2 separate regions of the Homo sapiens genome follow, and region 2 is linked to region 1. A link is an interaction called in ENCODE POLR2A ChIA-PET data of the cell type or tissue named here. Cell type or tissue: PC-9. All regions are shown on one strand.

Region 1 (2,500 bases):
AACTCCAGGATTATTTTCATTATGCAAACTGAAATTTCACACCCATTAAACAACTCCCCATTCCTCCATCCCCCAACCCCCTGACGACCACCCTTCTACCTTCTGTCTCTATGAATTTGTCCATTCTAAGTAGAAAGAATATTCTATCTCATATAAGTGAAATCCTACAGTATTTGTCTTACTGTGTCTGGCTTACTTCGCTTGGCATGATGTCCTCCAGGTTCATCCGTGTTGTAGCGTGCGTCAGAATTTCCCTCGTTTCTGAGATGGAATAATATTCCACTCTATGAATATGCCACATTTTGTTTATCCATTTGTCTGTCGGTGAACACGTGGGTTGCTTCCGCCTTTTGGCTACTGTGAATAATGCATTTATGAACATGGGTGTACAAACATCTCTTCAAGACCCTGCTTTCAATTCTGGGGGGTGTATGCCCAGAAGTAGAATTGCTGGATCATACAGTAGTTCTATATTTAATTTTTGGGGGAGCTACCATACTGTTTTCCAGAGCGAGGAGCTGGGATTTTAAACTAAGTGAAACTGGAGGTCATTTGACAGTTTTGAGCAGGTGAGTAACATGATTTTATTTGGATTTTTAAACCATCCCTCTGGCTTGGTAACACATAGGATAGATTGTGGGAGCAAGAGTGACTGCAGGGAGACTACTGCAGCTAGAAGGTCATCATGAGGCCCTGGAAAGAGAAGAGGGAAGAAAGAGGAGATGAGGAGATGTAAGCAACCATCAGATGGGGATAGAACAGGGGTGCAGGCAGGAGAGGTTGGGAAGGGGCCGCTGAAGATGGCTGAGTCCCTGGATGCATGGTGACATCATTCACAAAATCAGAGAAAAGCAAGGGATATAAATATCTTTAAATAGTTCACAAAAGGTATCAAAGCCCTGCCCAACCTCTTCCTCATTTCCCTTGTCCTCTCCATCTCTAATTTTTTTACAATCCTAAATTTCCATTTAACCTTCATTCTCTCAGGCTCCCTGTCTGCCTCCTCAAGAACAGAAAGTGACTCATCAAGAGGTCACCCACAGGACCAAGACATTACTGAAGCATGCAGGCTTGTTCTTTCGGCATGCAGGCTGGCAGGAAGTCAGACCGCATCTCCAAGCAGAGGCCTGAGAATTGGCCAATCAGCCATCCACACTTGTCAGCAGATCCCAGTGCTCAGAGGACAGCGTGAGATCTAGGCATCCCCAGCTGGGCTCCAGGCAGAGAGTGACCCTGTCCACAGGTTCGGCCTCTTCTCAAGTCCCTGGGAGTCTTGTTCTTCCTGCTGGTCTTCTTGTCCTTGCCACATTTATAGATAAAGGATGGCTTTGGGGAGGCTGAGATTGGTCTTTAAACATTCAACAAATATTTACTAAGCACCTATTGTGTTCTTAGCAACATCCGGATATAAGGGATACAGACATTGATCAGACACGGATCTTGCTCTTGAAGAACTTTCAGGACAGACATCAATTGGCAACCTGAGGGGCCAAGCATGGTGGCTCATGCCTGTAATCCCAGCATTTTGGGAGGCTGAGGCAAGTGGATCACTTGAGGTCAGGAGTTCGAGAGCAGCCTGACCAACATGACGAAACCCTGTCTCTATTAAAAATACAAAAATTAGCCGGGCATGGTGGTGCATGGCTGTAATCCTGTCTACTTGGGGGGCTGAGGCAAGAGAATCGCTTGAACCCGGGAGATGGAGGCTGCAGTGAGCCGAGATTGCGCCACTGCACTCCAGCCTGGGCAACAGAGTGAGACTCCATCTCAAAAAACAAAAAATTGGCAATCTGAGGCCACACAAGCTTAAATACCACATGGTAAAGAGAAAGAGACTGTTGCAGACTGATGTCTGTTAGCAAAAGAGAGTGGGACTCGTGCTGGCCTACAAGGAAAAACCCAATTTGGGCAGAGAGGAGAGGAAAAGATGCACCAGGCAGGGGAGAGTGGTTCATTAGAGGCACAGAGGCGGGGAACAGTAGAGCCAGTGAGCAGGACACAGGAAGCAGGGTGGAAGGGCCTCCAGGAGGCTAAGATGACACTCAGCTGTGAGGAAATGAGGATCTCAGAGAGGAGCAAGAAGGAGAAACTAACATCTTATCACCATGATGTGCCAGGCATCACGCCGGAAGCGTCATCACTGTTACCTCGCTCGGAACTCACAGTCACCTGCGAGGAGTGAGATTGGGGTTATCATCCCCATTTCACAGATGTGCAAGTTGGGCTTAGTTACAACTAAAAGTTTTTTTGAGTAAGACTGCCAGCGACAGGACCTGGGGTCGGGCTGCTGAGAGAGATGAGGAAGCAGCTGTTACTCTCTTGGACCCAGACCTCCTCTCTCCGTGTTGTTGTTGTTGTTGTTGTTGTTCTGTTATTGTCCCTGGGTGCTTTGAGTTTCATTTGTTTGCTTGTTGGTTGGCTGGTGTGCGTGTGTGTGTGCGTGTGTGTGTGTGTGCACGCGCGCAGGAGTAGGAAAGAGAGGATCTGTTTTGCTTTGCTA
Region 2 (2,500 bases), 460 kb before region 1:
CATCATATAAATCTTACACATATTTTGTTAGATTTATCCATATGTATTTCATGTTTTTGTAAAGGTATATCAGTGTTAGTGTCCTATTGCCTCTATTGTTACATAGCTATATTTTGGAAAAATAAATACGGTAATTATTATTAATAAAGTAAAATATTTTGTCTGGAGTTTAAGTACAACTACAAGTAGAAGTCATTTAGAAAGTACTTTAATTTCCATTCAAAAAAGGGCAGTTCCTAACCAAACAGGGCACCTCCTAATCTATTCTGCTATGTGCAGAACTGGTTGATACTGTGAATTTCATAGAAATTGTTGCCATCCTATGGTAACTGATTTGAATGACTACAAAACATTCTTTCCTTTTTTAAACAAACAAAAAAAACTTTTCTAGGTGAAGCAGTTAGCAATAGAATAGAGGCTTATCTGTTTTGATTTATATTTGTTTTAATTATAGAATCTAGACTCAGTAATTGTAGTCAACCTATTTATTTACTGTTTGTCCCCCCAAATGAATTTTTAATAAATATGAATAAAGTCCACTTTACTAGGCATAATTACACTTACGTAAATAGACCTACTTTAGCTTTTTAACAATCTTCTGAAGTAGGTACTACTAGTGTGCATTTGATAAACACATGTAAGAGAAATTGAGGTTCAGAGAGATTGAATGAAATTACCAAGAGGACAGAGCCAGCATGTCACAAAATGAAATTTGTCTCCAAAGATGTGCTAACTTAACCTGTAAGGCTGCTTTGGACGTATCAAATGGATATCAATGGATTCCCAAAGAAAAAATCCACATCTAAAATCTGGGTGCTCTACAGGCCTCCCCATCAATGTGCTCAGGACTAAATGTAAACACCTAAGGAATCAAATCCACCTAAACCAGTGTTTCTAACAAAGTTAGGTACAACTTAAGATACTTTAAAATCCCAAGATAGACACATTAACTCAAATGCTTGGATTAAACTCTAGCTGAAACTATTATACTTTCTCATGTTTCTCTATCAACTCATTTTTACACCATTTTTTTCTCTCCAATATAGATGCTACTTGGGAAGTAGGCAGCAGTTTGGAATATGAGTTTCAGTGTAGGAGAAAGTAAGCAGCATGCTCACAAGTTTAATTTGATATGAATATATTAATTCTGAAAAAAGCTATCAGAAAGAATCCTAAAGCACTGTACTTATTCTGAACAGTATTTAACACACTGAGAGATTTAGTAAATGCCTTTGAGAGGCTGACCTTAAAAAAAAATTGTTGTAACTCATCAAGTCTTTTTATATTAAATTTTTTTCCTAAATTGCTGGCAGAAGACAGCTAAAATTGCAACCTATAATTTATCATTCTCCTGCCAATAACTAAAAGTTCTAAATAAAGCAGCACTGTAGCATGGAATAGCACTTTTCAGATTATTTACTTGCAACATTCCAAATTCAAAATTCTTTTTTCCTCTGTGGTAACTATGGTACAACAAATCTTGACAGCAGTGCAAAAAGCAAAGCCTTGTTCTTTTTAAATAGCCTTAGGCTTCTGCCATTTTATGAGGCCTACAGAACTCTGAACTCAGGACAGACTTCCTGGATTACCTAACAGCCCTGGGGCATGCTTATAAATTAAGTTTTATAAATTTTTAAACTATAAATAGCAGCAGCAACAGTAGTAGTTTAACTACAAGAGAAAATCAGTTCCCCCAAACTGAAGACTCTCTCAGACCCTGGGGGTTGCCACACTCTGTGTAAATTAGCTTTTGGACAGGCAAGGGGTCTCCAAGGAAAATGGTCTACCCTTGGATCAATGACATATGCTATTTGGAATACTGGCTAAAGCAATTCAAAAAATCTACACTGACACAAGGAGAAGACAAGCTCTCTAATGTAACCAACACCTGAATCAGACAGGATTCATCTTGGAAAAGCAAAAATGTGAGCAATTAACTGTCATTATCTACTGCCCCTCAGAAATTCTAAACCGGGAATAAAAAGTATGGCCAACTGACTTTGGGAGGCCGAGGCGGGCGGATCACGAGGTCAGGAGATCGAGACCATCCTGGCTAACACAGTGAAACCCCATCTGTACTAAAAATACAAAAAATTAGCCGGGCGTGGTGGCGGGCGCCTGTAGTCCCAGCTACTCGGAGGCTGAGGCAAGAGAATGGCGTGAACCTGGGAGACGGAGCTTGCAGTGAGCCGAGTTCGCGCCACTGCACTCCAGCCTGGGCTACAGAGCGAGACTCTGTCTCAAAAAAAAAAAAAAGAAAGAAAAAGAAAAAAAAAGGATGGCCAACTGAAATGGCCTCTCCTGTAGTTAGGCCCTCAGGATGGCTAATGAATAGCTGAATAATCCCCATTATATTAAGGTTTGAAATATAAAAGAAGTTTGAATGAAGATCTGACATATATATATGTGTGTATGCCTAGTGTTTTGAAAACTGGACTAAGATGCTTATTAAAATATAGAATTGTTAAAAGAGATACAGTTGACTCCTAACATTACAATA

Evidence for each region. ChIA-PET counts read pairs that join two places held together with the same protein. Peaks named below come from ENCODE experiments on the same cell type or tissue, not always from the same donor. Only the 100,000 strongest peaks of a DNase experiment are listed, where the experiment ranks them.
Region 2: POLR2A ChIA-PET joins it to region 1 with 7 read pairs; 1 of 35 experiments calls an interaction of 5 or more read pairs at or near these places.

What each region holds. Positions count from the first base shown.
Region 1 is chr7:141,157,383-141,159,882 of GRCh38, reverse strand. All of the region lies in intron 1 of TMEM178B (transmembrane protein 178B), which reads right to left. Among named protein-coding and RNA genes, the nearest start is that of TMEM178B, 85 kb to the right of the region's middle. RefSeq lists an enhancer at 353-1,552. In PC-9, no CTCF peak of the experiment used is centred here; a DNase peak (open chromatin) is centred at 1,202; H3K27me3 peaks cover 783 bases.
Region 2 is chr7:141,616,519-141,619,018 of GRCh38, reverse strand. All of the region lies in intron 8 of AGK (acylglycerol kinase), which reads right to left. Among named protein-coding and RNA genes, the nearest start is that of AGK, 66 kb to the right of the region's middle. In PC-9, no CTCF peak of the experiment used is centred here; a DNase peak (open chromatin) is centred at 1,528; H3K27ac peaks cover 830 bases.